Linked DNA regions of Homo sapiens: region 1 is linked to region 2. Evidence: chromatin contacts called from ENCODE POLR2A ChIA-PET data. All regions are on one chromosome and are shown on one strand. The core of a region is the stretch at or near the end of the contact, and the rest is flanking DNA. Distances in the headings are between cores, read along the strand shown. Region 1 overlaps SERTAD2 (SERTA domain containing 2). Region 2 overlaps LOC124907774 (a long non-coding RNA gene).

Evidence for each region. ChIA-PET counts read pairs that join two places held with the same protein, here RNA polymerase II (POLR2A).
Region 1: POLR2A ChIA-PET joins it to region 2 with 10 read pairs in OCI-LY7. The contact joins two enhancer-like sites. POLR2A ChIA-PET finds 5 or more read pairs at or near these places in 3 of 52 experiments (AG04449, AG04450 and OCI-LY7).

The regions. Positions count from the first base shown.
Region 1 is chr2:64,640,214-64,646,317 of GRCh38, reverse strand. The region is part of intron 1 of SERTAD2 (SERTA domain containing 2); the gene reads left to right. It overlaps SERTAD2-AS1 (SERTAD2 antisense RNA 1), which reads right to left. Exons shown (of 2, transcript XR_940172.3): 1 at 874-6,104. Among named protein-coding and RNA genes, the nearest start is that of SERTAD2-AS1, 6.3 kb to the right of the region's middle. RefSeq lists a silencer at 937-1,107 and enhancers at 1,622-1,781, 1,952-2,031, 2,052-2,151, 1,750-2,533, 2,712-3,021 and 1 more. Within about 2 kb of position 2,962, at least 40 of the 41 ENCODE cell types and tissues checked have a DNase peak (open chromatin) inside an H3K27ac peak, as active enhancers do; they include OCI-LY7, where a contact is called at or near this core.
Region 2 is chr2:64,060,592-64,066,306 of GRCh38, reverse strand. All of the region lies in intron 1 of LOC124907774 (a long non-coding RNA gene), which reads left to right. Among named protein-coding and RNA genes, the nearest start is that of VPS54, 44 kb to the right of the region's middle. RefSeq lists a silencer at 3,242-3,331. Within about 2 kb of position 1,351, at least 14 of the 41 ENCODE cell types and tissues checked have a DNase peak (open chromatin) inside an H3K27ac peak, as active enhancers do; they include OCI-LY7, where a contact is called at or near this core.

The DNA of each region.
Region 1 (6,104 bases), core at 1,713-4,212, 580 kb before region 2:
ATTGGCGTGCTGTGGTTTTTAACTTTTTATTATGGAAAATTCCAAACACATTCAAAAGTAAAAGGAAGAGTACAAAGCACCGCCTTGTACTTATCAGCCAGCCTCAGCAGGTATCAACATTTTGTCAAATCTTGTTTCATCTACATGGCCAGGTTTTGGGTTTTTTTTTGTTTGTTTGTTTTGGAGTATTTTAAAGCAAATTCCAGGCATCAGAGCATATTATGTTTTTGTTAAGTTAAGGTTAGAAACTGTATAATTCTACTCAACCTTTTACTTGAATTAAGTGTGCCATTCCCAAGTAATCCTTTTTCCTTATAAATTAAAAAAAATTCCTTAAAACTGAGAAAACAAAGCATTTTTCTAATTTTTTTTTAAATCAAGTGTACCATACTTTTAGCCAGAATCCTTAGATAAAATAAAACAATTGGCAGCATTCTCATTGTCCTTGGAAGAAGGTAATTGGTGTCCATAGCTTCATAAGAGTTGGGATTAAAACTTAAAATTCCCAGCTGGCAGAGGAACCACTAAGACAGGATATAAGAAACATTTTATACCACTTGACATTTATATTCTAAAAAGCCTATTCTCTTTCCAGATGTGTACTAACAAGGCCATAATTTATTCTAAAGAAATATTTACTTGAAACATTCCCTCCCAGAATTTGACTATGTTTTTGCTTACTAAATGCAGCTGTCAACATTTTTAAAAAATTATTTTACTAGGAGAAAAGTTTATATTTGACAAACCTCCAGTATTGGAAATTGCCTTCAATTTAATAGGAGCATGTAAAAATCTGAGAGGAGAAACTAGAATTTTAAAAATTTGGACTTTAGAAAACAACCCCAAACAGTAAAAGTTGTTTCTTAAATTTACTTGGGGCTTGACTTCCTGTTCGAATTTCAGTGTATCGTCAGGCTTTTTTTTTCTTCTTCTTCTTCTTCACTGTCAAGAAAGCCGGGAGGATTGCTCCTGCAGGTCTTCGTCAAATGCAGGGTCTCATCTTGCACAAACAGCCTAGGCTGCGTTGCCCTGCGGGCCCCCGCGCGGCCGGTGCGCAGCGGGAGAGCCCGGAGGAGGCGCCGGCAGCAAACAGTGGTATCGGGTTACAGGTTCAGAATATCGCTGGAGCACAGGAGACTGGCTTGATCTAGTGACTGGCTTTATAATTACATTGCTGATTTGTTAGGGGAGGCTTTGTCTTACTTACCAATTAGCATGGATGTTACTGCAGGGACCTCAGACATTCTGGATGAGCTTTGGTGTTTTTTTTTTTTTTTTAAAGCATCCCGATCCATAGAACTTCATGAGTTCTGTTACTAATACTCCGCCTTGTCTTTGGGCATCCTTACTTACCCTGTCTGTAAATAAGCCAGAGACGGTCTCTCCCTGTTGGAATTTTTGCCCACTCCCCTGGGCCAGACGCAGTTGTTTTGGGGTCTCAGGTTTGCTTTTGCTGTTTGGATGCCCCAGCACCTTCCCGCACTGTGCTGGAGGGGACAGCCCACATCCCGTGCCTGCTGCAGTGTCAGGACACGCGAGGCCCGGCTGAGGACGCGCCTGTTTCTCTTAGCTTCCTTTCTGATTCTGCCAGTATCATCCACCACTGCAACCTTTTCAGGGCAGCCTCTTTGTTTTCGCTGGTGTGTTTTATTGTTCCTTGGGGGAGGAGGGTGTTAAAAGCCTGGACATGATCAGATTTCTTAGTCCAGTGTGTTGTTTAAGGTGTAATATTTGAAGTGTAGAAAGTTGTCTAAGCAAACAGCTTCCCCCAGTTAGGATCGGGCTTCTCCTTCCTGCTCGGAAGTTGCTGTGTCACACTACGACAGCAGCCTGGAGGCAGGGCTCTGGGGTCCTCAGCGTCCCGCCCTCAGGCTGGTGGGAGGTTCCCTTTTGTCATGAACAGAGGCTCTCCCACTTGGATGCCTCAAAAGCAGGGTCCTAAACGCACTGGGAGACCAGCCTGTGGAGTGAAGAGAAGAGAAACAGCATATTCTGTGTTTCAGAAGTTGTCTCAAAACAATCCTGGCCCTACTTTGAGCCTCTTTTCGGCTCAGAAGTCTGCCACATGCCCAGCTAATTTTACCAGGGGCACCCCTTTCTTCTACCACCACCACCAAAAGACACCAGGAGTATGAATGTGTTTCCACTTAGGGCTGTGGGCTTTGGTGGCACAGTATGTCAGGGGAAGGGAAGGACCGCTGCCAGCCTTCTCATAAGACAATCGCCACACTTCTTTTTTCTTCCAAAGAGGTGGGTACATGAGGGCAGATCACTACTTTGAGTGTTGGCGTTGGGTTAAAGGCCTCATCTTTCTGGTTTTAGCGTTAGCATTGACACCTCTAGACTTGTCAGCAACCAGTGGTCACACCAGCAGCCATATGGGACAGTGTGTCTGATGAGGTTAGGGATACAGCTTGGTGTTTTTTTTGTTTTGTTTTGTTTTGTTTTTTTGGAGACGGAGTTTTACTCTGTCACCCAGGCTGGAGTGCAGTGGCGCGATCTCGGCTCACTGCAAACTCCGCCTCCCGGGTTCACGCCATTCTCCTGCCTCAGCCTCCTGAGTAGCTGGGACTACAGGTACCCGCCACCGCCTGGCTAATTTTTTGTATTTTTAGTAGAGATGGGGTTTCACCGTGTTAGCCAGGGTGGTCTCGATCTCCTGACCTCGTGATCCACCCGCCTCGGCCTTCCAAAGTGCTGGGATTACAGGCGTGAGCCACCTTGCCCTGCGAAGGCATACAGCTTGTTAAAGCTCCCCTTTGAATGAGGAGCCTTTTTCCTGAGAGCTGTTAGCTAGCGTTTTGAAAACGTTCCTGTTGAAGTATAGCGTGCATGTAGAGCCGTGCAGGATCCCGCGTGTGCAGGCCGGTGACTCATCATGAGGCAGGCCCCAGCTGTGCTCTCCACCCAGGTGAGCGGCAGAGCATGGCCAGCTCACCCCACTAGCCGCCCGTACACCACGGCAGACACTGTAGTTCAGTGTTGCCTTGTTACCTGACTTTTAAAACAACATACCACTTAATTGTGAAGCCTGCTGCTCTCCTGAGAAGGGAGCATACAGAATGTGTAGTTGTTGCTGTTTCCCAAAAGGAAATTGGAAAAAGCTCTTGAAAACGTACACAAGGTACAAACCAGTTGGGCTTCTAAGGCGATGCTTTCCTGAGTTCCCCGTCTGTCCCCGCACCAGGTCAGGGTGGTGCCGAGCTGCACAAGCCCCAGGGGTGCAGGACCAGGTGTCTCCACTCAATCTTTGATTCCTTTTTGGTCACAAGACCAGTCACACCTTCCCCAATTATTTCCTCTCTTAAGAATTTAGAACTAAGCTGTGAATTTGACCCCCTTTTAAAGTCATTTTGTGGCATGAATTCTCTTTCTCCAGAGTAGAAAAGTCTATCAGTGAGAGTTTTCCTTCCGCCCGGGCTAATGACAATCATTTGGGATGAATCAAGTTAAAACATAATGCAGAGTTTTACATCTGTGAAGACTTTTGCATCTTTTTTTGACTGGCACAGAGAAACCCAGCAAGCCAGCCTTGGTGGTCTGAGGAGGGCTCCCTGTGCGGCCTCCTACAGCCCCCACACTGCCCCTGCCCCCCCAACCCAGGGTCTGTCGAGGGAACCACCAGGACGCTGTGATGCTGCAGAGGCTGGGGTGAGCCTGCAGGTTAAAGCAGTGGTTTTTGTTGGTGGTGGTAGGATGACAGAAGTGGTAGTTTGGAAAAGTCAATTTAATACTCTCACTTTAAAAAATCATAACATTTACTTTGACAGTTCAAATAACATTAAAGGACAGTAATTTAAAAAAAAAAAGATTTTTAAAAAGATGTAGCTTTTAAATAGTTGAAAAACCTTGAGCTAAAGATAACCTTTTCTGATTCATCTTCAAAAAAATTGTTTGCATTTTTTTTCCAAAATGCAAAATGTAGTAGTGGGAGATGTTACTTACTCTTTTAAACGTAAGTACTGTTTCAGTTCCTTTCTGGGCTTTGGATAAGATCCCACTGCCATCACTTTAAGACCCCAGCAAGGAGAATCTGGGCCCCACTGGGCCAGTAGGATCTGACACATCAGTTTGAGACCCTGAGTTTTGTCATTAAAATTGAGTATAAGACATCTTAACTCTGCGTGCAGTATTTTGTTTTCTAATGTCAGTTGTCAGTTGCTATCACAAAAATGCTGTTCATTCCTTTTTGTCCTGCTAAATTAGACACAAATAAGGAAGGCCTTGGGAATCAAGATTAACTGAATAAAGATATCCTCCGGCCTAAACTTGAAATGGCCTGATGAGGAAAAGAAGAAATGGTAATTCTCAAAGTGAGGTTCCCAGACCAGCATCACCCGAAAGTTTGTTGGAAATGCTGATTTGAGGGCTCCTCCCCAGACATGCTGAAAGAGAAATATGGGAGGTGGGGCCCAACGGCCTGTGCTTATCAGGCCTCCAGGTGAACCTAAGGCTTGTCCGTGGTTGAGAAGTGAAGGATGGGAGAGCCGCTCACAGAAGAGCTTCTCAGCTGGAGCTTTCCTGCCTACTCCATATCTCAGCTGCTGGTGCATTGCGCGACCCTGATCCCGCCTGTAAAACCGTTCAACTCCGAGGTCTGTGCAACCCTCCCATTCCTCAGACCCTCCCTCCCAGACACAGTTCACGCTCAAGGACACACACACACACACCTGGCTCTGTTTTTACAGTGCTGCCCTGGCTGCCCCTTGGTGTCTTTCCTCATTATTTCCACTTACTGTTCGTGTATTCAGTGACCATCTATGGAGCATCTTGTGTTGGAGACTACCTTATGCTGAGGGTACAGAAGTGAACAAAACACACACCGTCTGTGCCCTAGGGGGCTCACTATCTTGAGATGGGAAACAGATATGAAGAGACAATCCCACCTTAAATGTAACTTTCAAATAGGCTACAAATCTATTTCCAGCAGTCTCCCGGCCGCCCCCAGCCCACAGTAATCTCTCAGATTGCTTACTGTGGGAGTCACTCAGATTCTGGAATTGCAAAGCCCCAAAAAGTCAAGTCATTCAGGCTCCTGGTCCTCTGGTCCTTTGACTTTTGAGGACACTTCTAGTGACATTTGTTACTTTTGAGCATCTACCCAGATTGTAGCTTTTGAAGGCAGGGTCCTTCCTAATGAAAAGTTGCACAGTTGAAAACTAGTTTTCATGTACAGAGTTGTGTTTAGTATGAAGTTTCCTGGAAAACTCCAGAAGTTTTCATTTATGTCTCTACCAATGAGTTTTGTTCTTTATGTTTGAAACTTAGTTTGCTGCAGTTAATAGCAGTTAAAATTAATGTTTAGAAAACCAGAATGCTAGGAATTTGTTTCTAAAAAGTTTATTGGGGAGGGAGGTCATTTGATCTCAAACCTCATGTTAAGAGCCAATGACTATTCAGTAGAAAAGTGGCTGGGGTTAGTTTTAGGCCCCTTAGGGTGGGCAGAAGATGGAGGAGCACCCACGTGATTCCTCCACGTGGGAGTCTCCAACCCCGCCCTGGAGCTCAGGGGCACTTTGGGTCTTTAGAAAAATTGGGTAGAAGACATGGGTTTTTTAGGCTTTGGTCTTCACCAGCCAAGGGAGGAGATAAAGTGGAGTGTCAAAGCCCCGGGGTGACCTAGGAAGCCAATGGGTCACAGGCCCCCCTTTCGTGAACTCCAGGCCCCCCCTCCGCAGGAACCACAGCACCCCCTCCCTAGAGTCACCTACACGTCCTTAGCTCCTGCTACTGCTTCATCTTCAAGTTGCAGCCCAGCGAAGCCTTTTTGAAAGGTCCCTTGCCTCTCCAAAGGGTGGTTAAAGAGCTATTGTTATTTTCTTAGAGTGCCTGAGGAAAGAGAGGCTTCTGAGGAGCTAGGAGCTGGGCCGACCCTGACCTTGGCCAGCCTGAGCCAGGCCCAGAAAGGCCTGGAGGGGCTGATGCGCCTGGCTTCTTGCCCTCCGGTTCTTGAGGGCATGTCGTGTCTTTTCTCCTTTAAATTGGGCCCTGCTTAAGGAGGTGGTTGTTACACAAAGCCCTGAGAGTGAGAGTTCCCACTGCCCTCCCCCTCTAGGAGTTGGAGGCCTCTTCTGAATATGCTCATTGTAATGTTACTGCAGTGT
Region 2 (5,715 bases), core at 102-2,601:
CCAAGCACTGAATATCACATTCTGTGCATCTGCATGCTTCTCATTTCAGAAACTTATTTTTCCCCTTTTAATTTATTTTTGAATAGTTCATGCATGCATATGGAAAAAATGCAAAAGGTACAGAAAACGTTCCATGAGAAATAGGTTTTTCTTCCTTCTCTGTCCCTCAGTTATCTTCCCTGGAGGTAACTACTGTTGACAGACTCAATCTTTCCCCTCCGTCTCCTTCCTCCCCCTCTCTCCATTAGAGGCAGGGGTATGTCAAGCTGAGTTCTCTTTATTTGGTAGCAATACAGACCTTCCTAATGTAGCAGGGTTTAAATGTACTCACTAAAAACTAGATTTACAAAAAAAAGCAACTTCATTGTCGATAATGATTTCTTGCTGGAAAGCCCCCATTCCTAACGTAGGTGGAAACACTTGATCTTGCCAATTAAAGGTAACACAGTCTCTTTACGTTTACAACAGTTTTCCTTGGAAACTCACTCAATCTTTCAAGGTTTCTCCCTGATCCAATGGTTCTCCTCTCCCACTTCTCTTTCTTAAGATGTCATTCGGGTCTTGAAAAACTGGCAGAGCAAGTCTGTCTGCCATCATCCAGGCTCTCCCGGCCTCCCTTGATGAGGAAATTATCTCCGGCTTTTGGGCCTAGAACCATTTCCACTACTGACAGCCACGGCCCCTGCCATGGCTCTCAGTGGCAAGGACCATAAGCCTCACAACTTCTTGGCCCAAGGGCCAGGCCTCTTCCAGCCCATTCATCCCATTAGCCTTTATCATTCTACCACTGGATCTCCTAAAGACCATGCATGACCCCAAAGAACAGAAATCACTATCTCAAGCTACTTCTCTGTAGTTACCCCGGTTCCAAACAGAAAGCAGGATACATGCCTCCTCTTCTTTTAGTGCACCCTCCACTCATCTGGGGCAACCCTGTGCTGGTACTCTCTGAATGTCCCAAATTCCTGCCTGCTGCTTTTTTTTTTTTTTTTTTTTTTTTGGGACAGAGTCTCGCTCTGTTGCCCAGGCTGGAGTGCAGTGACGCGATCTCAGCTCATTGCAACCTCCGCCACCCAGATTAAAGCAATTCACCTGCCTCAGCTTCCCGAGTAGCTGGGATTACAGGTGCCCGCCACCACGCCCAGCTAATTTTTTGTATTTTTAGTACAGATGGTTTCACCATGTTAGCCAGGATGGTCTCGATCTCCTGACCTCATGATCCGCCCACCTTGGCCTCCCCAAGTGCTGGGATTACAGGCGTGAACCACTGCACCCGGCCTCTGCCTGCTGCTTTTATCTTCCCTTCCAGTCATGAGAAAGTGGCTCTGACATCATATCCTGTGTTCTTCTTGGCTGTATCTGTGATCTGTTCAGGGGCACTTTTCCAAGTTCTGCCTCACTAGCATATACAAATACATTTTTTTCTTTCAACAATGTCTGGTTTTTGACACTCAAAGCCCTTGATTTCAAACTATTGTTTTGCTATGAATTAATCCTATTTTGAAATTCTAAGCTAAGGGATGACTTATCCAATCTTGGCTGGGTTTTTTTTTCTCCCTGTGACTGAATGCATGCCATTGACTCAAGGGGGAAGCCATGGAGACAAAGACTTACTGGGCAGGCAAATACACTGATTTAACGTCTCACAAAGGTTATCTCCATTACATCAGCATAAGGTTCCCAGAGCCAGCTGAAAGGAAACCAACGTCAGTGTGGCAAATGCTACTGAGTTTTCACATTGTAACAGGGGGTGCAACCGCTGCATGGGAAAATTTCACGGTCCTGAAAGTGAACATGATCAGAATTGAACTACTGATTCCATAACTCTCCAGCCAATTATTGAGGTGCAAACTTGAGTCATTCTGGATTCCTCTCTTTTCTTCACACCTCACATTTAATCCATCTGCAATCAGGGCATCTAATGGAAAGAGGAGCCTTTTTCTAATTTTCACAAAGGCACCGTATGAGCCGGTAGTGGCCTGTTGATGAAACCCTAGGCCAAGCTGCCAGTGTCTGTCACCCGGACTTCTGCCATAGGCTCCTCCCAGATCTCCCCACTTCCGTGTTTGACCTCCTACAATCCATTCTCCACAAAGTAGCCAGATTAAATACAAATGAGATCACACCACTTCCCAGCTTCCTTTCTTTAACTCCTCCTCCAGCTTGTCATCACTCTGATCCGGCTCTGCTTCTTTCATCCTGGCTCCTGTTCAGCCTTATCTCCTTCCAAGCTTTCCCTCTAACTACTTGCCTGTAACCACACTGCCCATCTTGTTGCCTTCAAGTACACGGTACACAAGGCTTGTTTCTATCCCAGGTCCTTTGCACTTACTGTTTCTTTGCTAGCAGAGCTCTTCCCTGGATGCTCACACTGCTGCCTCCTTCACAGCCTTCAGGTCTCAACTCAGATGTCACTAAGCAGCCAAACCACACCCCAGGTACCAACTACCATAGTACTCCGCTTTATTTTCTTCATAGTCCTTAGTTCCTGAAATTGTATTATTTATTTGTTTGTTTACATGTTTATTGCATATCCCCCTTCCCTTAGAATGCAACTGCCTTAAACAGGGACTTGTTTTGTCTTTTTCAGCACTGTGTTTCTAGCATTAAACAGTTGCCTGGCACATTGTTAACACTCAGTAAATATTTGTGGACTGAAACCAACTAATGTCAACCAGGGGAGGGAAGGAGGAAGACAGTATTTTTTAGCTGCACAAGCACCAGTGGATACCATTTTATTTCTTTGCTAGGGAATATTAATTTCCATGTCAGGAAATCATTAAGGTTAATGTGGCTTTCTCGTGAGATACTTAGCTGCGAGACAGAACTAACATCTATATTTATGTCACAGAAAAGCAGTTTTTTCAAATAATCAAGTCAGTCAAAATATAAATTGTTAGCCTTATTTGCCAGGTACAAAATTTGACTGATTTGCATGTATGTTGGTGTGTGCTTAACCTGCTGCAGATCACCTGCTATTTTAGGGTGCCCTGATTGCTAAAAGTTGTTTACTTGATTTCTTTCATTTGAAGTGTGGCTGAGGAGGCAGGCCTGATCAGAGGCAAGTGGTCTAAAGAGAGACAATGTGAAAGATTTGTTTGGGTGTGCTATAAAATAACCACCAACAATCTTTAGGTCTTTCTTGGACTTTTGAGACTGAAAACTAAGCTCTCTTTGATAAGTGCTTTAAAATTTGAATAACTGATACACTGGAAAGTCCTGAACAGCTGTACAAACACTGAAGCAAGGACTTTCAAATTCTGCCCTGGGTGCTGGGCATGGTGACTCACACCTGTAATCCCAGCACTTTTGGAGGCCAAGACAAGAAGATTGCTTAAGCCCAGGAGCTCAAGACCAGCCTGAGCAACATGGCAAAACCCCATCTCTACAAAAAATTAGCTAGGTGTGGTGGCACACATTTGTAGTCCCAGCTCTCTGGGAGGCTGAGGTGGGAGGATTGCTTGAGCCCAGGAAGTTGAGGCTGCAGTGAACTGTGATCATCACATCACTGCATTCCAGCCTGGGTGACAGAGTGAGGCCCTATCTCAAAAAAAAAAAAATAAATTAAAAAAAAAAATCTGCTCTGAGTTACATGTTTTGAATAAAGGTGCAGAAAAATTAAGCCTCATCTTGATGAGAATAAACAAGATCAAACATCCTTCTCCATCCCTGGTTCATAGTGTCCACAATTTCTATCATTAGAGCTCTATATTTTTATCCTGGAGTCCTTTTTTAAAATGCGTCTATTCCTGGCAATATATTAGACCAATTCATGAAGACACTGAAACCACTTAGATCCATGTTCGTCCCTATTAGCCCTGAAACAGTAAGAAAGAGATGCATCAGGGGAGGCTAGATGTACCAACTCTGACTTTGCCGAACCTAGAATGGACCCAGTACAGTACAGTAGAGTACAGTAGTTGTTGAGCCTTTGGATAATGATATTGTGGAGCAAATTATAAGTTTTGCGATGTGAGTTACTTAATCTAAGAAAATAGATTTTTTGGCCGGGTGCGGTGGCTCATGCCTGTAATCTCAGCACTTTGGGAGGCCAAGGTGGGTGGATCATGAGGTCAGGAGTTCAAGACCAGCCTGGCTAACATGGTGAAACCCTGTCTCTACTAAAAATACAAAAAATATATATATTAGTCAGGTGTGGTGGCACGTGCCTGTAGTCCTAGCTACTCAGGAGGCTGAGGTTGCAGTGAGCCGAGATCGTGCCACTGCACTCCAGCCCGGGTGACAGAGTGTAACTCCATCTAAAAAAAAAAAAAAAGAAAATGGATTTTTTAAAGTTCAAATGTTGCTATGCAGTATAAATTTTGATGGATTTTTTTTTCTAGTGAGGGTCCCAACAGGCAACAGATGACACACTTGAATTAGGATAATTTGAGGAGAGTTTATTATTATTTTCTATTTATTTTTCGAGACAGAGTCTTACCCTGTCACCCAGGCTGGGGTGCAGTGGGAGAGAGTTTATTTTTAAAGAGACTATTTACAGGAGAGCTGGTGGGGTGTAATGGAAACATAAGGCTAGTCTAGAAACCAGGGGTTAGAAGCCTCAGAATGGCTTATACCCTTAGGCCCTAAGGAGTGATGATCAGAACCTGGAAAGGGAGTGTCATTTGGAGGAGACCACCTTGAGAGGAGCAGTGACCTTTACTCAAGGGACACAAGGCCGGGCGCGGTGGCTCACGCCTGTAATCCCAGCACTTTGGGAGCCGAGGTGGGTGGATCACAAGGTCAGGAGTTCAAGACCAGCCTGGCCAAGTTGGTGAAACCCCGTCTCTACTAAAAATACAAAAAAAATTAGCCAGGCGTGGTGGCACGTGCCTGTAATCCCAGCTACTCCGGAGGCTGAGGCAGAGAATTGCTTAAACCTGGAGGGGTGGGGGTTGCAGTGAGCCGAGATTGCGCCACTGCACTCCAGCTGGGGTGACAGAGTGAGATTCCATCTCAAAAAAAAAAAAAAAAAAAAAAAAAAGAGTGATCAAGGGACACAAACAGCTAGAGTCAACCTCTCTAGGAAAAAGCCAAGGAAATAAAAACTTTGATCTTGCACTTCTCGCTTTTCTGCCAGAGCTCCTCATTGGCCAAAACTAACTTGAAGCCAAAGGGAGATGGAGCATATTCACATTAGTGGGGCAGAGGGGGAGGTAGAAAAGGGTGGAGAGGAATCTGGAGGAGCATAATGACACCCCCATTCACTCCACAAGAAGCGCTGAGGAAGAGCCATCCACATCTCTCCCTTTCCCACTGCAAGCTTTCAGAGTGAAGCAGTCTTGGGCTGGAAGAGTGGAGAGGATGTATCCTTAAAATCAGATTTGGAGTATTGATTAATATCTTACCAGATTTGGAGTGTGTGTATTTATATATATATGTGTATATATATACGTGTGTGTGTGTGTGTGTGTATGTGTGTGTGTGTGTGTATATATATATATTTCTTTTTTTTTTTTTTTTTTTTTTTTTGAGATGAGAGTCTTGCTCTGTTGCCTAGGCTGGAGTGCAGTGGTGTGATCTCGGCTCACTGCAACCTCCACCTCCCGGGTTCAAGCGATTCTCCTGCCTCAGCCTCCTGAGTAGCTGGGATTACAGGTGTGTGCCACCACGCCAGGCTAATTTTTGTATTTTTAGTAGAGACAGGGTTTCACCATGTTGGTCAGGCTGGTCTCGAACTCCTGACCTTGTGATCCACCCACCTTGGCCTCTCAA